2 separate regions of the Homo sapiens genome follow, and region 2 is linked to region 1. A link is a loop called in an ENCODE intact Hi-C map of the cell type or tissue named here. Cell type or tissue: heart right ventricle. All regions are shown on one strand. Links, peaks and the distances in the headings refer to the core of each region. The heading gives the core; the rest is flanking DNA.

Region 1 (12,460 bases), core at 1,990-9,989:
GAGTGTCTCCATGTGTGAGTGTCTCTGTGTCTGTGTGTGTCTGTGTGTCTCCGTGTGTGTCTGTGTGTGCGTGTCTGTGTGTGTGTGTCTGTGTGTGTCTGTGTGAGTGTCTCCGTCTGTGAGTGTCTGTGTGTGTCTGTGTTTCTGTGCGTGTGTGTGTGTGTGTGTGTGTGTGTGTGTGTGTGTGTGTCTGGAGATGCAGGGAGATGCTGATGTTGCAGTCTAGTCCGCAGGCCTCTGCTGCAGATTCTCTCTTGCTCCAGGGAAGTTAGTCTTTTTTTCTATCCAGGTCTTCACCTGAGCCAATGAGGCCTACCCATATGATGCAAGGTGATCTGTTTAACTCAAGGTCCATCTATTTAAATGTTAATCTCATCCAGAAACACCTGCACAGAAACATCCAGAATCAATTTTCACCACATTTCTCAGTACCAGGGCCCAGCTGAGTTGCCACCTACAATTCACCACTAGAGCAGTCCTCAACTCCAGAGGCCAATGCTGGTGGTAAGTACTGAACTACAGATGGCACGACTGATCATGGTGACCTACAGGAGGGCCTTGCTTGGTGGACCCCTCTATTGATGGTCTATCACACTCCTAGGCCAACCTCTATGCCTCAGACTGAAAGGACTCAGAACATTTTAGCATCCCCAAACAGATCTTTGCCAAATCCCTCCACTCTGCTTCTTCACTCTAAAATGGGAGCGGGAAATTGCCTCTGGGTTCTGCGCTTTCTCTGGGTTTGGCCAATTCCAAGGCACGGGACTAAAATTAGCCCTCCCTCCACAGGCTGCCTGGATGAATTCCTCTGGCGCTGTCCCTGAAGGTGCATCTGTCAGCGGCTTATGAGTCTGTCCAGTCCTGCCTTCCACTTGCTGGCAGGTGCGGAGAAGTGAGCCACTGCAGCCACTCGCCCGTATCCTTTGGGTGTTTTATGTGACTTCTGAAAGTCACTTGCATTAGCTCCAGCTTCAATCCTCTTCCCAGGGGGATGAGACGTTGTAGTGCTGCTGTGTCTGAGAAATCCAAAGCATGTTCACTGCTCTGGAGATGAGAGTTCATTGAGCAGGGACAGGAGACTCCACCAGATCCTTTCTAATCACAGGGAGCCTCTGACCTCAGACACACTGGTCAGAACTTGTCAATAATGAAGAGAATGTAAACCCAGATAGGAATGCCCTTACCCTTGCCTGGTTTCCCGCTGTTCGGGTCTGTCATTGTTCCGTTTGCTTCATTTTACACCCTGAAAACCATATGCCCCACCTAGACAGTTTTATTCACTTTTGGGACACTTTCTGGTGGCCTGCTAAGCTCCTGCCCAGTGCTGGGTGCCGGGAACATAGAGGTGAATTAGATACACAGGCAGCGCTGGTGGGGTCTAGTGGGCTCATGGGAGCAGACGGCCTCATGGCTCTGCCCCATCCCCAGTAGCCTGTTTTGCCCTTGCTGCTACTGACACGGCACTTTCAATAGCCCACGGCTGCTGCTTCTCCTCAGAGGACTGTTCTAGGGTAATGGAGTCACTTTGCAAGGAGGCGTCTCAGAGTTTATGTTTCCACCCTCCTTCTCCAGCCCTGGCTGCCATGAAGACAAGCCATTCAGGTACGGGGTCTGGAAGCCCAGATACTTGCCTTGGGTTGGGACAATGCTGAGGCATAGCTTACCCTCTTGAGTTCCCCTGGGGGGTCAGTCTGAAGACACCTTCTGCTTCAATTTTGCTTGAGATCATTCCCTGGCTTGGCTTCCTCCTCTTCTTGTCCTACCCACTTCCCTGCCCCCGGCTCCCTCACCATCTTCCCTGGGAGAACGTCCTTCATAAATCACATGTGCGTGACATGACTCCTCCTCTCAAGGTCGGCTTTGGGGAGCTTTGTCCTGAGGCAGTCATAGAAACTTAGAAAAATACGAAACCATGTGATTAAGTTTAAGGGGTGCTGGGAGAACAGTTCAAGGACTCGTGTGTGTGTGACACACGGAGGAAGGTGTGTCAGGGAAGGCTTGGTTCTACCGTGATGCTCATGGAGCATTGCTGATGGTGGCAGCGCAGGAGCAGGCTCAGCCTGCAGGGCCATGGCATTGGCAGTGCATACATTGCTGGCTTCAGGTGCTTGGAGGTGGTGGCAGAGGGTTCATCCCTGGAGGGTTCTGCGCTATAGTCTTGCTTGTGGTTCTGACTGTGCTTTTCTTCATCCCGTCCACCTATCTAGCTGCTTCCTCTAGGCTTTCCGGTAATACTGTGAGTTCTTTCTCGGCCTTCCTCTTTCTGTTGCAACAAAGAGCCCTGCCTAGTCCTTGAGTCACAAGTTTGGCGAGGATTGAGGAAGGGGGAAAGTGAGTGGCATGTGAACAGGCACAGAGTTGTGAAAAGGCACCCTCTTGGGGAGCTGCAGGAGTTTGGCATTACTGGGGTTGGAGTCAGGGGTGAGCTGGAGAGGGCTGGCCGCCAGTACAGAAGGATCGTATGCACTCTAATATGGAGATTAGAGTTCTAATCTAATATGGAGATTAGAGTTCTAATCTAATCTAATATAGAGATTAGAAACCTAGGTTGTTTCAGTCACTCTTTGCTTCAAAATGTCATCCAGATGTGGACATAGGCCTTCAACACTACGGACCTAAACTCTTTGACTGTGGAATACATTGCACTCTGTTTTATTTACAAATGGACGTTTCTGTAACATCTGCTGCCTCTAACTTCCTGGATCCATGGATACAGAGCTAACAGTAGAGAAAGGCTCTCCATTTATCTTAAATTCCAAGCTCTCTCACACAAGAGGAGCCAAGGGAAGGGGGATGATCATTTTCAAAGCACTTCACATTCTGTGTCTAATCTGGATGTATTATCATCATCATCTCACTTTACAGATGAGGAAACTGAGGCTCAAATAGCTTACCAAACTGGTTGAGGTTGCTCAGTTACAGAATACTGATGCTAGTGCATGAACCCAGACCCTCCGGCTCCACAGCATCCAGTCTTTCCCTATGTGCTCTTAGATGATTTATCTGCAGGTCTTGTTTCATTGTCTGCCCAGCACACATGTGAATTACAGCTCACCTCCAGTGTGGTGACAAGGCATCAATCTTATTTCTTCTGTGTCTTTCTAGTTTGGATGTGAGAGAAGACGTGCATTCATCAGGGGTGACTGAAACCGCTGCTAAGGATTCAGCTCTAAACTGACTGTAAGCCTCTGGGTTTGTAGCTAAAGGTGGGTCCAACCTTGGCAGCCAGGGACTAATAAATGAAACTATGACATCCATAAGCTTGAGATGCTGTGATTTACACTTTTGTGTAAATCAGTATCCATATCTAGTATCCACTGGCAGTGAGTTGCTGAAGCCATGAACCTATTGGGAAAAATCCATATGATGGTGACAGTCACCACTTACTGAATGTCCACTACATGCCAGATACCACACAAGGCACCTTTATATGCTATCTATACAGTCCACACAAAAGTGCAGTGAGGTAGGTGGGATCATGCCCATTTTCATATGTGGAATTCAAGGTTCAGTATATTTAAGGACCTTGTCTGGAACCACACAGCTAGCAAGTGGAAAAATTGAGGTTCACACAATTTGGTCTGACTCCAAAGTCCACGCACTTCCATCTAGAATCTTGCTACTCCAAGTCTTGTGCTTGGACCAGCAGCATCACCTAGGGGCTTGTTAGAAATGCAGGATCCTAGGCTCTCCCCTAGGCCTAGCTTACCAGAATCTGGATTTTCACCAGATTCCCAGGTGATGTCTATGCACGTGAAATTTCAAGGCACTGTTCTGGGCTGCACAGCCTCAGCTTCGTCCTTTCAAGATCTTGTGGATGGAATCCTGATTGCCATAATCTCAATTGAGCATGAACACGACTCTCATGGAACCTTTCCTTTGCCCTCTAGTGTGGAGAGTTGTCCCATTTTAGTCCCCTATCTTACCTAAGGATCTTCAACCACTGGGGACTGGCCCAAAATCAATCAATCAATCAATCAATCAATCAATATCTATCATTCATCTATCTATATCTATCCTATCTATCTATATCTATCTATCTATCTACCTATCTATCTATCTATCTATCTATCATCTATCTATCATCTATCTAATCTATCTAATCTGTCTATGTCTATCTAAAAAGGAGGGGCGGCCAGGCCTGTGATACTGTGATATTCCGTTTGGCCAGCAGGGGGCACCCGCAGCATCTCCCACGGCAGCCTCTTGAGCAGCAGGGAGAAAGCTGGGAAGTTCAGCTTCCTGCCTGTAAGGAGGGTGCGGTGGACGGATTAAGAACAACGCTGGGAAGGAAAAGCCTGCCTGTCAGTTTGCTCCGTGTGGAGCACCCGGCTTTACAGAGCTGTGCCGCAGAGGTGGAGAAAAGCTTTTGTCAATGTGTGTGTTTCAGAGTAAGCGATGGATCTAATCCCTGGGAAAAGCCCATGCTCGTCTCTACCGGCTGCAAACCAGCCCTGGGAGGCAGGCGCGTGTGGTCGGGAGGCAGGGGCCTAGCTTCTAATTTTGGTTGTGCTAGTAACTCACAGCGGGACTTTGGGACTTGGTTCTTTTTCTCAGCCCTAGTTCCCTGGGCTGTCTGAGACATAAAGTGCATAAGATCACCTCGAAGTTCTTTTCAAGCAGTAACAGTCTATGAAGTCATAATTAAAATGTCCTAGGAGAACGCTCTCTACTTAAAAGATTTTTTTTTTGTTAAATCAAACTGTGCAAAGCTAATTATCACTCCTTAATTCGTCTATTTTATAATTTCCATTTTTTCTACTTAAGTTTTCTTTTTTTGGTGTAAAAGTGAACATTTATTTAAAATATGAAAAGAAAACACAAAACACCAACTGAACAAGCGCCAAATACCACAAACATCCCCAAACCCAGAACGATGACATTGTATTTTTTACAAAATAACTTCCTAACACATCTCTATAAGAACTTTCATCTTCCTACAGTTTTTCTTTTTCTTTTTTTTGGCTTCATATGCTGTAGTCATCTCTTCATATATTGCAATTTTATAATATTTTTCATATAAAAAATTAAAAAGATAAGCCAACCTTTTCTCTGAGTTGATAAACTTTTGTTTTATTATTGATCGTTGTATGTGATTCTGAAGCCATACAACTTCAGATACTGACTACTCATTGTTTGTAGTGTTGCTACAGGATTGTACTTTTCAAACAGCAAATCTGAAAGATCATATTTCACCCAATTCCCATCAACAAAGAAAAAATTGTTGCATTTACAGCTGAATACTCTGTGTTCTTGAATATATTCTTGAGAGTCGAGAACTTCCATTTTGACTAAATGCCAGTGAGAATTCCAGATTGTGGAATTAATTGTATATATTTGATGACTTAAAGATTTTTTCACAGATTTAACTTCTGGCTCTGTATATTCTAAGCCTTTTTTCCCCTCCATTCCCATTTACTTCTGGTGCCAGGTACAGTGGGACACGTTCCTAGGGCGACAGAACTGGTGGTCCTGTACCTGCAGGCGAGGGTGTCAGATGAGTGGCCTGGGGAGGAGTTCTGGAAACCATTCCCACGACAGGCTTGCTCCCTGCAAAGCTGTGCGGGGAACTAGGGGAAGTCCATCGTCACTGCTGAAGGATTTCTGCCTGCAGGGGGCAGTGCAGGCCATTGGCTGTGGCTGTGCCAGGCTTTGACTTTACCCAGGAAAGGCTGCAGAGGGATGGGTGACTGGAAAATCCTCTTTCACGTGTAAGTTTTTTTCACCTCTCCTGAGCTGGTTCAAACTTCAGTGTCATTTCCCTCCTCTCTGATGTGTCCTTTGTTCTCACTCACTACTCTTCTTGCCACATTCTGAAAGTCTGGAACATTCCCAAAATCTGCTTGGAACAGACGTAGCTGCATCCTCTTACTTCAAACTACAAGTTGAGGATCAGCATAAGAAAACGAAGCTAATGTTTTGTTTATTCTATTCCTCTCAAAGATATGTCTCAGGTAGGTCTCCCTGCCTGTGAGTTTCCAAGTTTTTTTTTTTTTTTTTTGAGACGAGGTCTCACTGTTGCCCAGGCTGGAGTGCAGTGGTGCGATCTCAGCTCACTGCAGCCTCAACTTCCTGGGCTCAGATGATCCTCCCACCTCAGTCCCTCTGAGTAGCTGGGACTACCAAGTACGTGCCACCATGCCCTGCTAACTTCTGTATTTCTTTTGGTAGAGATGGCCCAGGCTGGTCTCAAACTCTTGGGCTCAAGCAATCTGCCCGCCTCAGCCTTCCTAAGTACTGGGATTACAAGTGTGAGCCAACATGCCTGGCCGATTATCTAAGTTTTTATTTTATTTTATTTTTTAATTAAACCTCATAAAAGGATGTAGTGAGCCAAACTCAGAATGAGGAAAAGTCTGTTAAAAAGGTAAACTGAGGCACAATAAAATTTTTAGAGTTTATTTGAGCAAATAATGATTCATGAATTAGGCAGCTTCAAACCAGAAGTGGTTCTGGGCAGCTCCACCAAGGGAGGGGCTTTCACAGGCACATGGAAGTAAAGCCAAGAAAATGTTTGATGGGTTAGTTGGACAGTTGCCTTGTTTGGTCTATCCCACTGGAAAGTCCCTCATAACAATTGTTAAGTTTTTGGCTGTTTCTGATTCGTTGAGCTTCAGTTTTGTTTTTCTTTCATGTAGGCATTTACAAGAAATAGCCCAAGTTAAATTTTGCTTATATTTGCAAATCAAGCAAGGTTAGAGTCACTTATAAGGCCTAACTGGTTTTGTCTCCGCAGGGATTCTTCAGGCTTGGCCCCCATTTTAATTTACTTGAACAACTTTATATGACAAATGACTCCACTTTTTCATAAAAGAAATGGCATGGAAAAAGGGGGGTGAGGTGGGGCAGTAACTTTTAGGTGAAAAAAAACAAGAGACAGATCACTGAGTGCAATGTGTGGACATTGTTTGGATCCTGATTTAAACAAACCGACTATAAAAAGACCACCTGTGAAACATGTTGGGGCATTTGTGCGTGGTCTAAAAGTTAGTCGATACTGAGGAATTCTTAAGATGGTTGACTGTGATGTGATAGGTGATAGTTTGGATTATGCTCCAGCAAATGGGTGTCACCCTCTACTCCCCTTCCTTAGCTGTAGGGGTTAGACAGGAAGGAGGCGGCAGATGCAAAACCCCAGGGATTAGGTGACAGGGACCTTAGTTAAGGGGGTGGCAGCAGGGTTAGTGGGAAGGGGACGGACCACGAAACCATTTTTCTCTCTCCATCTTTCCCATCTTCTTTTCCTCATACAGTTACACATTTTCTTGCCCTTAGGCTTTCCTAAGGGCCCTTTTCAGGATGCCCTCCCTCACTCCTTCCTCTTCCATATTCACTTAAGCCAGTCAGGACTCTGATCTTGCTGTCTCCAGTGCAGCACACTCTGTCCATTCCCTTCCCTGAACGTCCCCTGTATTCCCAGGCCATTGCTCACAGGTCAGCCCTGGGTCATATGCTTATCTCTCCAGCTGGACAAGAGACTCTTTGAGGAAGGGCCAGAACTGGGTCTGATGTCAACTTTACTCCCTACATCCTGTGTGCTCAGAAAAAGTTCACTGATTGAGAGGTCCACCAAGTTCACCAGGCAAACACAAGTTATCTTGGAATATGTCTTTTCATCGACAGAGGGTGACCCCAGCAGTGCCTATGCCACCTGGAGGGGAATTTGGAGGCAGTGGGAGCACCAGGCAGCAACCTGCAGACCCCCTGGAGGGTAATAAGTGACAAGGCTTTATTTCATCTTGTCCCATCCCTGACCATGGTCCTTCAGAGAAGCTGCCTTGAATAACGAGGCAGGACTTTTGGCAAATTAGACCCTGGTGGGCTCCACTGCAGTGGCTGTCAACACTGGCCACACGTTAGCACCATCTGGGAGGGCTTAAAACTCAAGCCTGATGGTGAGCTCTCTGTACCTCCTCCAGACTAATTAAAGACTAATTAAAACAATCTCTGGGGAGTGGGGGCCCAGGCATCTCACATTTTCAAACCTGTTGAGATGATAATGATTGTAGCTGAGGCTGAGAAGCACTGGGCTATGGGAGTCTTTGCCCCACTACAGAGCTGGGATTTAATGGAGCCATTTACAAAGCTGCTGGCTGGTCCTTGTTGGCTGTGCCAACAGGGAGAACAAGCTCACAGTATTTTATTTCTATATAATACAGTCAGTAGTCCCAATAGAAAGCAAGGAAAGGTTCTTAAAGCCATCTGCTTCAGGAGAAAACTGGGGTGTGGGACTTGCTGCCAAGAGGAGAAATTCAGAGGGATGGGATAGAGGCCTGTTTGCAGAAGAAAGAGGGGCTGGACAAGTAGTTCAGAAGCATTCACATTCCTTGTTCTGGGATGGGATGGGCAAGGGGCAAGAATGTAGGAGGGAGGGAGCCTGAGGAAGCATCACTACTCCTGGGAGTCATAGTATGAGGAAGAGCTCTTATGGCCCTGAGAGGATGGGGCTGCCTGGAGCCCAGGGTCCCAACCTATCACTTCCCAGGGAGGGTGAAAGTGTCCCTGTCCCTGGGGGTCCTCATGGAGGCCTCTGTGTCATTGCCAGCCCTTGCCCAGAGGATATGTCCTGTCAGGGGGAGGGTGTGGCATGGCTGCGAGCTGAGCAAGGCAGGTATAGGTGGCAGAGGGGCCATGGTAGGAGGAGAGAGGTACTAGCCAGCTCGGCCTCTCTCCCTCACAGCACTGCCCCGCTGTGTGACCGCTGAGTGGGGAAAAGGTATGAAGTACTTACATGATGCTTAAGGCACAAAAAGTAACATATTTTTTATTCTTTCTAAATGATACACAATCTAGCTCTGAGATTCAGCTCGTGAGGAAGCCAGGTCTGGTCGCTTCTGGCCTCTCCCTAAACAAGAGCTCTGAGGCTCACAGGATCCATGTTGACTGCCTCTTTCCTCTCCTTGCTCTGCCTGTTAAGGGCATGGCTTCCTCAAGAAGGCTACCCTGAAGCCCCATGCAGCAGCCCTTTCCTCTGCCTGCAGCTCGGGCTAAAAAAGCTTTGTTCCTTTGTTCTGAGACCTTGCCATCCTTGGAGTGTTGGGCCTGAAATGGGTTCTGGTTACAACTAGGAGCAGAAACCCAAACCCTTCTCCTCCTGCAACTTATCTGGAAACAAAACTTTTCTTCAATCTGCAGCATTCAAAGCTGCAAACTCTTCACCTTTGACCAGCTGTTCCCATTGGATTCACCTGGGGCACTTTAAGAACTGCTGACTGACTGTCACTTCTAGATTTCCTGATTTAATTGGTCTGGGTGCAGGCTAGGCATAGAGACTTAAAGTTCCAGGTGATTCTGATCTGCAGCCAGGGTTGCGAGCTGTTGCCAGCCCAATTCCTCTTCATTAGGCATAGAGAAGTTTCATGGACCCAGCTGTCTGCAGAAAGCAAGTGGCTAACATCAACACAGGATGCCAAGTCTCCCACCTGCACAGATCCAGTGTCTTTAAAAACCTGTGCAGGCTGAAAACAGTGTCTAAAGGGTGGCCCTCAGTGACCAGCATGGCACCACTCACCTGGGTTTTTGAGAACAAAAGCTTACTCACATACTCACCTAGCAAGTAAGGGAAGCCCATGCCTTTGGGACCAAAAGTTCTGGCTGTATTTGAGGCGGAATAAAACACAGCTGTTTCACATCCAGGTTATAGTACATTTCTAACAAATCATTCTACTACGCTAGCTTACTTCTTTTTGCCCAGTTTGAATGCCAGTGCCATAATGCCAGGGATTACGTCTATGAGTTTTCTGCCGTATCCCTACTTTACAGGACAGAGCCTGGCACTAAGGCAATCTTTGTCACAAGAACAGATGAATACCGGAATGGATGGATGGATGGATGGAAGGGTAGATGGATGGATAAATGCATGGGTGGGTGGATGGATGGATGGATAGGTGGATGGAAGAACGAATGGATAGATGGGTGGGTGGATACAGGATGAGCATGTGGATGGATGATCCAGAATCACTGCCTCCTGAGATGCTCTAGAAAATCAGCCTCTCACTCAGGATTTGTATTAGTTTGTTCTCACACTGCTATAAAGAACTACATGAGACTGGGTAATTTATAAAGAAAAGAGGTTTAATTGACTCACAGTTCTGCATGGTTGGGGAGGCCTCAGGAAACTAACAATCATGGCGGAAGGCAAAGGGGAAGAAGCATGTCTTACCATGGTGGAGCAGGAGAGAGAGAGAGAGAGCAAGAGGGAGAGAGAAGGTGCTAAACACCTTTAAACAGCCAGATCTTGTGAGAACTCTATCATAAGACAGCACTAGGGTGATGATGCTAAACCCTTAGAAACCACCCCCGTGATCCAATCACCTCCTACCAGGTCTCTCCCCCAGCACTGGGGATTACAGTTCCACATGAGATTGGGATGGGGACACAGAGCCAAACCATATCGTAGTTCTTTTCAAAAGACAGAATTGGCGAGGGACGCCTGAAAGCAGAGCAACATGTCAATTCAATTTTTAAAAAGGTGAGAACTTCAGAGCCTAGGAAAGTTTCCTTTGAGCTATTCACATGGTCACCATTTAAGATTTTGTGAGTAGTGACCACATTGGCCTCTCTGTCTTGTGACACACACTCCCCATGATTGGGAAGAGAAAGAAAGCACATTCTTAGGAAAGCCATCAACCTCACAGAGTGACCTTTCAGGTACAATGATTTATAAGAGAAGAAAAAAACGCTGCAATAAAAAGATCTCTTTCTTTCATTCTTTTCCAGCTACCTTTATTCCTAAAGGGAATATCTTTTGAGTTGCCTTTTATTCCATCATTGTATAGGCCTTCTCTCTGCTACCTGTATGGAAGGGAATCCCTCAGGGCTCAGATATTTCTGAGCAGGTGGGGGGGTGTTGGGAGGATTCAAGGTGGCTGTTGTCAATTCCTGTCCTGACCTGGTTTCATTCCAGCTGTTCCTAATTGGCATGCAGGGCCTGCCGGCTTCTCCCGTCTGTCTCTTCCTAGTGAGTGAGTAGAAGGTAGGCCATGCCCCTGAAGTATGCAGCCTCCCATCTTCCAGGGACATTGGATCCAGGCCTGTCTGCAGGACCAAGTCTTGAGTGGCTGCAGGTTCTTTGTTCACCTTATGGAAACTTTTGGATCTTGACATCAGGCCTTGAGGACAGAGGGGTGAAGAGGAAGGCAGGCCATGGCCTTAATTTTGCTCTCTCTTTGTTTAGTAAGAACTCCTCAGTCAGCAGTGTGTTCCACTACCCTGATCAGCTCTCACCCCTGACCTTTGCCTAGGCAGGAACTAAGCCCACCAAACCGTTTTTAGACTTTGCTGTGAACAGTAAGCCCATCTCCTGGAGGGGAGTCAGTGCTCTGCCCCCCCGCCCCCCCCCCGCCGTTCCATGCAGCAGGTGCACGAGATGATGGCTGAAGTGTGCTCAGTATCCAGCCTGCCTAAGAGGAGCCGCTCAGCTGACGTGGCTCCTAACTCAACACAGACAGTGCTGCATGCTAGAACCAGAAAGGATCCAGTGAACCAGCAAGGGGCAGCTTATTTTGAGGATGTGATCCTTCCTGGGGGAGTCCTGCTTCTGTCAGGCATGACATTCCAAGTAGTTACAGATGACCTCCCAGAAACCAAGGGCAAAGACCAGACCTCTTGTTGGGCAAGGTTAAATTGTTCACTACACAACATCCAAATTGAGATGTCAAGTAGACTGTTGGGTATATGAGTCTGGAGTTCCATGGAAATGCCTGAGCTAGAACTAAAATGGTTGGGAGCCTTAGACATGAGGATATTATTGAAATCCAGGGGTAGGTAGAGGAGGCTTGAAGACAAAGCCTGGACACTGTACCATTTAGAAGAGGCATAGAGAGCCCGAGTCAGCAAAGCACACTGAGTGGTAGCAGCCAGTGACTTAAGAGGAAACTAAACCCTTTCATGTCTTTGATATATATAGAGATAGATCATTATGGTACAATACCAGAATGGTTAAAGGTGTCAGAATCATAAGTACCAGAGAGTTTGAAAGGAAGAAATATTACTAGTGTTTAATGGAGCACTTAATATGCATTAAGACTTATGCTTGCATTGTGTACAAAACTTCAGCAGCTATCTACTCCTTTGAATTCTGCATTTTATAAAAATTACTAGCATTTAGTGAGTGCTTAATATGAGTTAGGATTGATGTTCACATTATGCACAAGACTTTATGAGGTATCTTTTCTACTAAATTCTCCATATTACAGAAAAGGCGTTAAGTCTTAAGAGGGTAAAGTAACTGGCCCAAGGCCAAATGAGATTTACTCCATGTCCATCTGACTCTAAGGCGCTTTCTGTAGGGCTATTGGAAGCAGACGTAGAATTGCTCTATGCAGCAGCAGAAGGCAGCCCCAGGGCCATGCTGGAGCTACTGAGATGATTTCATTTGGCGCAGGGAAGCCTTTCTGATACCTGTGGCTCTGTGAGCCACACGTAGGTAGTGGCATTCCTTACAGCAGTGTGTTCAGGG
Region 2 (12,460 bases), core at 1,396-9,395, 260 kb after region 1:
AATATGAAGCATATTTGCACTGACACTTTCAATGGTTTCTATTATTGGTACCTGGACAGGCAGGGAAATAAAGCCCTATTTGTTAAAACTAAAAAATTAAGAGGAAACCAAGTCATGGATTTGAATGTATATTCCAGAACTTTATAATTTTGGACAATTTAATAAGACCAAAATTCCCTCTATATTTCCTTTATTTGCTAACTGACAGGCTGGAAGAGGAATTAATGAGAAATTTTATTTGAAGTGTTTCATAATATCTATATTAAATTAGATGCCATTTAAGTTTGGGATATTTTCTCCAGTTATTGTTTTTATTATTATTGATTTGGAAAATGATGAAACAGCATCCTTGAATTATAGATGTGAATAGCGAAGTTCAGCATTTTAATAAAAAATAAAATAAAAATGTCAAGCACCTGCTAGACATCCAGAATTCTTCTGTGCTCTACATGGAGTGTGCTATATATAGAGTGATGTATTAGGCAAGGTTTCTCTTGTAGAGAGACTTATGAACTAGAGGATAGGGCCTTAGAGAGTTTTATATTTCACAATATAGATGAGGAAATGACTTGATTCCCTTGCTGAAATACAGCTCAACAAGAATGTGCTCCCTCCTTCTTGTCTACTTAAGAGAGAAGGGGTGTTAGAGCATGGTGCGGAGTGACTGCGTTAGCAGCCTGGCCACAGATGACATGACCTGTTTAGGATGAGAGGATGCCTAAATGCCATTTATTTTTATCTAATATCCTAACATTATTTCTGGAGAGAGCAGACAATGAAGTAAAGTGAGGGTGGATTCAGGAATCAGAAAGACATGGCTTCATGTCCTTGTTCAGTACTGTACAAGCATTTTGTGTTTGGGTGCAAATGACTAATGTGTTTGAACCTCAGTTTTCTTATCTATAAAAATGAAGATAATACAAAGAGGCTGAAATAAGATAACAACAAAAACACCATCCCAATGTCTTACTCCTAGTCTGTGTTTAATGAATAGTAGCTTTTGTTTGTTGTGGTGAGGGTTAGGAAGGTGCTTATGTCTGGATAAAGGGAATTTAAGAGAGTCATGTTCCCAAGTGAAAGAAAACAAAAGACCTTCAGGTTATCTGTACGTAGCATCATGTTGTCAAAAACTGTAGCTGAGAGATGAGAACTCCAAAATTGGCATACTTTGCTAGAATATTGGGCATTTCCCTGCACTGGTTTTCATCACTTCCTGTTCATATTCTTCTCTGTCTCTTTTTCTCAGAGAGAAAAGCAGTGAATGTTTTGAGTAATACATTCAATGGATTTATATTTCAAAACAAGGAAGGAGGGTGATTTGGTGGAGAGGGAAGATTAAAGGGGGAGGGTAGTTTAAGACTTAGAATCAAGGAAAGCAGTGAGGGAAAGGAGGAATGTGGCCCGAAGGCTTGAGGCTCAGGGAAGAATCTGAGTGGGGCCAAAATGTGAGCTGGGGTGTTCAGCAGCAGGAACCCCTCATTTTCAAGCACTGGCCTGTTGGGGGTGCTGAGATTGCAGGATGAGAAGTAAAGGCTGGAAACGTCTCTTTCAGGCCTGATTCCACTAGAGAGTCTTCCTGAGGAAGGTGAAAATAATTTCGTTCCTATTCTAGTGATATAGGAGTTAAGAAGAAATCACTTAGGCAGACAGTAAAGGTATGGGAGTCCTCTGTAAGGCTTTTCTTTTTAATGAAAAGCAGCCCCAAATCATTTCCTAACAAAGAGCAGTCTGTAAAGTAGAGCTGCAAACATAGACAAGCAAGCTGGGAGCTTGCATGGGTGAATGCCGGCAGGAACTAGGGACTAGATGTGTTAAAGATGGCAGCTCCATCTTCCCTTGTCTACCAGCCACGTGTGCAGTAAAGAGCAGACAAGATGGCACTGGCCAAGGAGAGTTTATTTGCATCGTAAGGTTAGGGTGGGGCGACCAGCCTTCTCTGAGCGCTATGTAAACGTTACACCTGATGGAACCAATCTGTGAGCCCTACCTAAATCAGACACCGCTTCCTCAAGCTGGACTATAAAATGTGCATCCGCCACTAGTCAGTCTTTTCTGCTGGGAAGGCTCCTTTCTCTCAATAGAGAGAGCTGTTTTTCTCTCCCTTTTCTTCTGCCTATTAAACCTCCATTCCTAAACTCCTGGTGTGTCTCCGTGTCCTCAATTTTTCTGCCGCGAGATGATGAATCCTAGGTATATACCCCAGACAATGTAACAGCTTCACTAGGAGTGGAATTTTAATAATTATGTAAAACCACAAGGAGCAGCCAGAGGAGGAGAAGGTGTAGAAGTGAGAGAAGCCAGGAGGACTGTAGTGGCAGCCTGAAATGGTCAAATGTTTTCATCCCCAATGAATAGAATTCTAATCACTATGCATTAGTATAAGCACAGGAACTGTGCTAAGTTTAATAAACAGCCTTATTTTCATCTTTTACATGACATTTGTATAACATGTATAATTTCTATAAATTGCCTTGGTGTCCAGAGATGTATACATGTCTCTAAAGGAAGAAGCCCTCATATGCTAAATGAATTATGATGATCGACTTACTTGGGTTAATAATTGATTCACATGAAAGTGAGTAACAGACCAAATTAGAAATTGCTAATTGCCCCATTAGTGACTTGAGAGAGAGAGAAAAAAAAAAAACCTCACACTTTAAACTGTTGTCAATTTGACTGTAGGCGAAAATTTAATTTCTCTAAAAAAAAAAAATAGCATTCAAAGTAGTCAACTTTAAGTAGAATCTGTTCTCCAGGCTTTTTGTTTTCTCTTTAGATGTAGATGCCTTTCTTATCTCCAGTTTCCAATCAGATTTAGATAGCTATAGATATAGGTACTGATTGATGCATTCATCCATCCCCACTTCCAGCACACTACCCCTTCCACCCTTTTGATGTTCCTAGCTTAACCAGAAGAAATAAGCCTGTCATCATCAGTGAAAGGAAGGTAAAGAGTGTCTTGCAGTGGTTATGGTTATGGTCCTAGAAATTTGAGAATTGGTTTGCAATTCTAGCTCTAGTGCTTATTTACTGTGTGATCCTAGATAAGTTCTTGAACCTCTCTGAGCCACTTACTCATGAACAAAAGTAGATAAAATAATAGCATTATAATGAGGATTACATGAAATAATGTCTATAAAACAGTTGTCACAACATCTGGTACTTGGTAAGTAGTTATAAATGTTTGGTCTCATTATTAGTAATATTGTTGATAATTATCACAAAAGTAAAAGGTTATTGGTAAAATTCAACAGTAAGTAAGTAAACAACCCAATTAAAAATTAGCTAAAGATCTGAACAGACATCTTACCAAAGAAGATATACAGATGGCAAATAAACATATGAAAAGATGCTCAACATTATATGTCATTAAGAGAATTCAAATTAAAATAACAATTAAATACCACTACATACCTCTTGGATTGACTGAAATCCAAACACTGACACCACCAAATACTGGTGATGATGTGGAGCAACAGGAACTCTCATCCATTGCTTGTGGGAGTGTAAAATGATACATTCACTTTGGAAGATAGTTTGGCCATTTCTAAAAAAGCTAGACATATGTTTATCATATGAGTCAGTCATCATGCTTCTTGGTATTTACCCAGATAAGTTGAAAACTCATGGATACACACACAAAAAAAAACTGTGCCCAAGGGTTTATAACAGCTTTATTCATAATTGTTCAAACTTGGAAGCAACCAAAATGTCCCTTCAGTAGGTGAATGGATTTAAAAAAAACCGTGATACATCTAGACAATGAAATATTATTCAGGGATGAAAAGAAACAAGCTATCATGACGTGAAAAGACATGGAGGAAACCTAAATGTGTACTACTAAGTGAAAGAAGCCAATCTGAAATGCTTGCAAACTATAACTGCAGCTGTGTGACATTCTGAAAAAGACAAAACTGTAGAGACAGTAAGAGGCAGTAAAAAGATTAGTGGTTGCCAGATGATGAGCTGGGGGGCAGTTGGAGGGTGCAGGGAAGAGGGATGAATAGTTTGAGTACAGAGGATTTTTAGGGCAGTAAAATTATTTTTTTATGATACTGTAATGCTAGCCAAATATTATAAATATGTGAAAACCCACAAAATGTGCAATAGGAAAAGTAAACCCTAATGTAAACTATAGACTTTAGTTAATAATAAGGTATTAATATTGGTTCAATTGTAATAAACCATGTGTGTGTGGGTGGAGGGGTAAGGGAATGTATGGGAGCTCTGTACTTCCTGCTCAATGTGGTTTTTCTGTAAACCTAAAAATGCTCTAAAAATAAAGGTATTAAAGTCACTGGGGATAAAAAGATCTTAAAAAGGTTATAAAAGACAGTGATATCCGAAGTATCAAGAATCAGACTGATATCAGACTTCTCAAAAACAGTGGCATAAAATGCTTTCAAAATTGAAGGAATATGATTTTAAATGTAGAAATGTCACCTGAGTAGAATAAAATCATTTTTAAACATAAAAAAATATTATTGGTGCTATGATCAAAGTCTGTACAGTGAGGCAGAAAGGAAGTCAGTGCTACTCTGGGAGAGATTTAAGAAAGGCTTGACAGAATAAGTAGCCCCTAAATCTTAAAAATGAGGAGGTGAATGAGAAATGGATATACAGAGGAAATGTATACTGGGTAGAAGGAGCAACAGCATCAAGGATGAAGTATCGTGGTACATTCTGGAAACTACCAGTAGTTCCATATGGGTGCGATTTAGAGTAGCAGTGGGGAATATGGGCTAGGATAAAACTAAGATGTAAAGTGGCTACCTCCTGAATGGTCCTGTATGTCGTGCCAAGCTTCCAAACTTTACAGTTAGACCAGGGGTTGACAAACTTTCTCTGTAAGTGGCTGGGGGCAACTAGTTTGGACTTTGTGAGCCATGTGGTCTTATTTGCCACTGCTCAGCTCAGCTGTGGTAGCACGAAGGCAGCCATAGACAATATACAAATGAATGGGAGTGTCTGTGTTCTAATAAAACTACTTTATTTACAAAACCAGGTGGAAGGCTGGGTTTGGCCTAGAGGTCATAGTTTGCCAACACCTCTTCTACATCACGGAGAGTTAAAAAAGTTTTAACCGGGCAAGTAACATCACATTTGAGTTTCAGAAAAATTATCTCAATGGTAGTGCAAAGAATGTACCAGGCAATAGCAGGACAAGGGAGAAGAGGATTATTTCAGAGACAGTGATAATAACCTAGGCAAGATACAGAGAAGCCATAATCCAAACCACTGAGGAATGAAATAATGTATGAGAGAGTAAAAGATGTGAAGAGAGTACAATCAGTAAAATGGTCATGGATTAAAGTGCACGAAAGACAGGAAGGAGGAGTACTTTAGTCTCAATGGCACAATATATTATATTTCTGATAGAATAAGAGGAAAAGAAACTACATTTAGTAGAAATATATTGGGTTTAGTTTTGAGCTTCCTGAGGTTCAGCCAGAAATCTGACCAACTACTATATAAATGACCCATGATGCCCTCTGTATGTTAGTCCCTAGGTTGTTTATTTCTTCATGGCAGGCTAAGACCTATTAGCTCAAAAGCATACTAGTCCAAAACTCAAATTGCTACACACCCAATTGTTTTAAATATAGCTCAAACAAGCAGATTTTTAGCCATTTGGAGCCTGCCTGCTTTGCATACCCCACAAAACTGCATCTAACATCTGCTAGCTATAGATAGAATAAAACCCTGGGTATTTAATACCCCAAGTTGCTACTGCCACTTGGAGCTCTCTGACCCAAAGACTTCATGCCTTGCTACTGCGAGACAGAAACTAGACATGTAAACCCCTCTCCGATACTCCTTTTCCCTAAGAGTTCCCTTGCCCTCCTACCCATGGTCTCATGCTGCAGGGGCTGATGTTTCAGACACATCAGCCAAATAAAGCATGTGCGTGCTACTGCCACCTCGTGGTCATATCTTTTTCCTTGATCAGTTCCACAATTCCCCAAACTCCATAATTACAGAGATCCATGAAAGCTTTGTTGGTATATGTCGGATATTTGATGTCAAAGGAGTGGGTGATTTTTCTGAGGAAGACCGTATAGAGTATGAAGAGGAGGTCAAGGATGAAAACCTTACAGATTCCTCAGGAGATGTCATTACATAACATCCGGGAACAAGATAAGAAGCTTGAAAAGAAATTACTAAGAAGGAAATAAGACAGCAAGCTGGGAGTACTATAAAGGAAAGAAGCAATTTCAAGAAAAAAAGAATGGTCTAGTTTTAGTTCCACAGAGAGGTCAAAAAAGGCTAGACCTGAAGCCAATTTACTGTATTTGGATATTAGGGGCTCCTTGCAGGAGCAGTTTCAGTGGAATAATCAGGACAGAGCCCTGATGGTAGTGAGTTGAAAAGTGCCTAGAAAGTGAGAGAAATTTTGAAGAGTTAAGCAATAGAGAGTGAGAACAATATAAGCCCTGATATGGATTGCTGAGTGACACAGAGATTTTCAATGAGGACGGAGACTGTAAATAACAATTCATACATCATGTGCTTTTCTGTAGGTCTACAGACACCCAGAAGGACAACCAGGGAAGGAAAGATTGCGTTGATCTAAGGAGGAAGATTTTAAGGGCAGGAATCTTAGGTAGATAAACAAATGTGTGGAACTACTGTAGATGTTGGTGAGAGCATGGCATGTTGAATCACAATATTTACACAGGATAGGGAGAACAAGAATCTTTGACTAAGTTAAGGCCCTAGGCCCTAAAATACAGATAATTTAAAAGACTTGGGTTTCCAAAAAGTGTTCACTGTAGGAATGTTAGGAATGAGAGATGAGAAAGCTGTATGAACAACACATTATAAAAGTTCATATCTGGTGCTGTGGAAAGAGAACTGGGCTTGATATCAAACTAAGATCTGACTGTGATTCTGTCACTTCCTAGCAGGCTGACCTTGGATGAATCGTCCATTGACTCTGAGCTCAGTTGAATGGTAAGATGGGAAAATTTACTTTTCTATGGCATTCGTTGGTATCAGACTCAAGGGAAATATTAATAGGTGTGATGATGTTTTATGCATATGTAAAATTGATGCACAGTAAGGTCTGTGGCATGTTAGGATGTCCATATTACTCTTGATTGTCTTTATACATAGTCACTCCTTATCCACCATTTTGCTTTTTGTGGTTTCAGTTACCCAAGGTCTACTGTGGTCTGAAAATATTAAATGAAAAATTCTAGAAAAAGAGATTTATAAGTTTTAAATCATATGCCATTCCAAGTAGTGTGATGAAATCTGAAGCCTTTCTGTTCTGTCCTACCTGACACGTGAATTATCCCTTTGTCCAGCATATCCATGCTGTACACATGCTACCCATCTGTTAGTCACTTAGCAACCATTTGGGTTATTAGATGGGCTATCATAGTATCACAGTGCATGTGTTTAAGTAATCCTTATTTTACTGAATAATGGCCCCAAAATGCAAGACTAGTGATGCTGGCATGCTGTTATAATTGTTCTATTTTATTATTGATTATTATTGTTAATGTCTTACTGTGCCTACTTTATAAATTAAACTTTATCATAAGTATCATGTATATGTAAACACATAATACAGTTTATATAGGGTTTGGTATTATCCTCAGTTTCAGGCATTCAATGGGGGTCTTGGAATGTATCCCCTGTGTATAACAATATAGAAACACTCAAATTGATGGTTCTCAATCCTGACTGCTTATCATAATTTTCTACAGAGCTTTTTAAAAATACATATGCTTGGCTTCTAATTCTTATTCCAAATTCAGAAAGGGACCTGTATTAAAAAAACACAAAAACAAAAAACCTCCAGAGGTGATTCTTATGTGTCATTCTGACAAGAACTCTAAACTTTCAAAATTGAACTGGAGAAAGGAAGTTCCTGAATAGCTGAGTGGTAGTGTTTCTGAGATAGCAAAACCTTTACTTTCTTTGATTGTCTTTGATTGAAACAAGTATTTTGAGCAACCCTAGATATACTTTTCCCTCAATAACATTAAAATGTGTATTATCTTATTCTGTTTTACACTTTTATAATATTTTTTGGCTAATGTTCCTCATAAATACATTCTCATTTAAAATATTTTTATGATAAATAAGTGGCAAGAATATTACAGTCTTTGGAAAGATTGATAAAAAATAATCAAACAAAGGTCTTTTTAAGTACAAATACTTGAAAGATTTTGAATAGGATTGAATGGCTGAGGGAATGAAAGTTAAACTACAACTTAAAAAATTTACATTTGAAAATAATTGGTATTTTCTCATGTTATAATTTAAAATTTTTTTCAAGTATGTTAATTCATTTTGTCATTTTTTAATATCCCCTCACAGCTGGACATGATTGTTATTGTTATCATCCCTAATTTACAAATACTGAAACTAAGCCTCATGGAGTGACCACTTGAAGATCACATATCTAGTAAGTGGAGAGCTGAAATTCAAAGGCAGGGGATCTTACTTAAAATGTCACACTGTTAAAAAATCTCCCAAAACTGGGAGGCAAAGGCAAAAAATGGGCCAAGTTGATCATAACTGACTTAAAATTACAATGAGTTTAGTGGCCACGGTTAAAATGACAGAGTAGGTAGTTCCAAAGGCCTGCCTCTCCAGAAAAAACACTGAAAAATTGAATGAAAATGGTCAGAATCAACTTTGTCAGAACTCTGGGAAATAGTCAAAAATTTATAGCAAATAAGCAAACACTGAATCAAAAAAGATAACGTAAAAATGGCAAGAAAGCTTTGTGGCAGTTTTATCTGCTTTTACCCCTCTGCCATCCCTAGCTCAGTTGTGGTCTAAAGACAGAAGCTGCTGTTCCCAGTGTGAAGCCTTGGTCCCTGCTTTTGGACGGAGCAGAAAAAAACTTAATCTCAAATAACTTTTTTGGTCTGTTTTGACTGTTTGGGGACTACCTGAAGAACTGATATAAAGCATTTGCCTTTGTTTTACCTAGTTTTGAACTTTTTCAGGGCAGGAAAGCACCTATACCTAGGGTATTTCTTGAAAACATTGTAAGGCAAATGAGCAACCCGGTGCTATCTGGGGCTAAAGATTACAGTTGACACAAATAGTACACACGCTGAAAGCCTGGGAGAAAGATTCTTTGGGAAATTAGGGAAAGAATATCACCCATGTATATCAGGGACTTTTGAAAGTCACACACAAGCTTGGCATAAAACGTGTGCTCAGAAAAAAATCTGAAAAGACCCTAAGCTTTTATCTCTGGATGACCCCTAGGCTCAGCACAAACAGTTAAAGAAGGCTAAGGCAGAGTTCTAAATTGCCTGGCTAAGCATTAAATCAGTGTCCCAACACAGAGCCAATCTCCAAAGACTGGGAAAGTTTCTTTCTCTTCTTTCCTCTCTCTCTTCCTGCTTTTTCTTTCTTTATCCCAGGTGGACACGGTAAATACCCTAGCTGACCAAGCTAAAGGAACAGAGACTTCAGAGACTACACATGACAAAGAATTAGACTTTACAAAAATTATTAGAAATGTCACTAAGCAAACAACTCTACCCAAAGTAAGCAGCAAAAACAAACCCTGGAGAGGGAAGAAAAATCATATTTCTAGAGTTGCCACATTATAATATTCCAAGATGTTTGGTTTTCAACAAAAAAATAAGAAGCATGCAAATAAAAGAGGTATAGCACATGCATAGGGGAAACTACAGAAACTGTTCCTGAGAAATCACTGACATTGAATGACTTACTAGACAAAGATTTTAAGTCAACTGTTTTAAATATGCTCAAGGAGTTAAAAGAAACCAGAAGAACTATGTCTCACCAAATAGGAAATATTGACAAAGAATTATAAGTTATAGAAAGAAACACAGCAAGAATTTTGGGGCTGAGAATGATAATAAATGAAGTAAAAAATCCACTAGAGGATTTCAATAGCAGATGTGAGCAGGCAGAAGAAAGAATCAGCAAATTTGAAGGTAGGTTAATTAAAATTATTAAGAAAGAGTAGCACAAAGAAAAGAGAATGAAGATAATAAACAGAGCCTAAGAGACCCTTGGGGCACCATCCAACATATACTCAAAATGGGACTCTCAAAAGAAGAGAGAATGGGGAAATAATATTTGAAGAAATAATGACTGAAAACTTCCCAAATTTGATAGAAGACACAAAACTACATATCTAAGAAGGTCATTGAACTCCAGGATGGATAAATGCAAAGAGGTCCACACTGAGCTATGTTATGATCAAACTGTCAAAAGTTAAAAATAAAGAAAATCTGAAAGCAGCAATAGGAAAGTGACTGTCACATACCAGGTACCCTCAATGACATTGACAGCCAATTTTTAGCAGAAACTGGAAGTCAGAAGGCAGTGGGATGACATAGTAAAAGTGCTGAAGGAAAAAATATCTGTTACTCAAGAATTCCATATTCAGCAATATTCTTTTTCAACAATGGAGGGAAAGTTAGGAGAGCCTCAGATAAACAAAAGTGATGGGAGTTCGTCACTAGCAAACATGTAACACATGAAATGATAAAGAGAGTCCTTCAGGCAAAAGCAAAGACACAAGAAAGTAACTTGAAATCATATGAGAAAGAAAGAACCCTGGCAAAGGTAGCAACATATGTAAATACTAAAGCCAGTATTGTGGAATTTTTCATTTGTAACTCTTTCCATTTGTAAATGATTTAAAAGACAAATACATAAAAATTGTAAATCTATGTTAATTGGAGCACAATGAATAAAGATGTCATTTGTGACAACATAAAGGGGCAAGGGTAGCCTGTATAGAAGCAGGGATTTTGTATATTATTGAGCCTAAATTGAATTAATTAAAAATAGATTGTTATAAGTTTAAGAGGTTAATTATAATCCCCAGGTATCACTAAGAAAATAACTAGAATTTTATTGTCTTAGCTCAGCTGCTATAACAAAATACCATAAGCTGGGTGGCCCACAAACAACAGAAACTTATTTTTCACAGTTCTGGAGGCTGGTAGTTAAAATCATGGAACTAGCATGGTCAAGTTCTTGTGAGGGCCCTCTTCTGGTAGACTGCTAACTTCTTGTTGTATTCTCACATGGCAGAAAGAGCAAGCTAACTCTCTGGCTTATTCTTATATGGGCACTAATCACACTGTTTGGGCTTTACCCTCATCACATAATTACCTCTCAAAGGCCCTAATACTACCACATTGGGGTTAAATTTAAACATATTAATTTTGCAGAAACATGAACATTCAGCCAATAACAACATCTATGAGAAACCCAGAGCCAACATCATACTTCATGGTAGGAGACTGATGCTTTGCTCCTAAGATCAGGAACAAGACATGGATGTCACTCTCACCACTTCTACTTAATGTTTTCCTAGAGGATCTAGCCAGGGAAATTAGGCAAAAACAAAAATAGAAGACATTCAAAATAGAAAGGGAGAAATAAAGCTCTCTCTGTTTACAGATGACAATATCTTATATATAAAAAAATCCCAAAGAATCCACTAAAAATCCATTAGAATAAATGAATTAAGCATGATTACAAAATTTAAAAAATCGGTTGTATTTCTGTACACTGGAAATAAATAATCTGAAAATAAAATTAAGAGAAATATTTTGTTTACAACATTGAAAATAATAAAATTCTTTGTGATAAACTAAACAAGAAATGCAAAAACATGTACCCTGAAACCTGTAAAATATTGTGCAAGAAATTAAAGAAGACCTACATAAGTGGATAAACATTCCATGTTCATGAATCTGAAGATTTAACATTAAGATGGCAATAATTCCCAAATTGTTCTAACAGATTCAATGCAATCACTGTAAGAATCCTGAATTACTTATTTGTAGAAATTGACAAGCTAATTCTAAAACTTATATGGAATTCCAAGTGATCCATAACCTTGGGGGAAAAAAAGAACAAAGTGGAGGACTCATACTTTTTTTTATTTCAATAGTTACTATAAAGCAACAGTAAGCAAGGTTGTATACTGGCATTAGGATAGACGTATAGCTGAATGAAATCGAATTTAGAGTCCATACATACACCCATACATTTATGGTTGAGTGATTTTCATCAAGGGTCCTAAGACCATTAGAAGGAGAAAGAAATCTTTTCAACTAATAGTGCTGGGACAATTGGAATGTCACATGCAAAAGAATGAGGTTGGACCCCTACCTTATACCATATGCAATAATTAACTCTACATGGACCAGATTCCTAAATGTAAGAGCTAAACTGTAAAATTCTTATGATAAAACGTAGCGGTAAATCTTCCTGACCTTGAATTTGGCAAAATATTCTTGGATATGACACTAAAAGCATGAGCAATGAGAGAAGAAATAAGCTAGACCTAATTGCAATTAAAAACTTTTTGCTTCAAAGGACACCATCAAAAAAGTGAAAAGACAACAGAATGGAAGTAAATATTTGCAATCTGATAATCTATACCTAAAAAAATTTAAAAATTTTGTCAATTAATAATAAAAAGACAATCAAG

The links. Peaks named below come from ENCODE experiments on the same cell type or tissue, not always from the same donor. Only the 100,000 strongest peaks of a DNase experiment are listed, where the experiment ranks them.
Region 2: a loop joins it to region 1, with 18 times the contacts of the local background. A loop is called at or near these places in 61 of 110 quality-filtered maps.

What each region holds. Positions count from the first base shown.
Region 1 is chr10:80,658,658-80,671,117 of GRCh38, forward strand. No RefSeq gene overlaps it. Among named protein-coding and RNA genes, the nearest start is that of LINC02655, 15 kb to the left of the region's middle. In heart right ventricle, for the core only: CTCF peaks have their summits at 4,176 (motif pointing right) and 5,609 (motif pointing right); DNase peaks (open chromatin) are centred at 4,204 and 5,594; H3K4me3 peaks cover 518 bases; H3K27ac peaks cover 841 bases; H3K27me3 peaks cover 410 bases.
Region 2 is chr10:80,918,608-80,931,067 of GRCh38, forward strand. No RefSeq gene overlaps it. Among named protein-coding and RNA genes, the nearest start is that of LINC02655, 280 kb to the left of the region's middle. RefSeq lists an enhancer at 8,128-8,629. In heart right ventricle, for the core only: CTCF peaks have their summits at 5,923 (motif pointing left) and 6,130; a DNase peak (open chromatin) is centred at 5,894; H3K27me3 peaks cover 1,014 bases.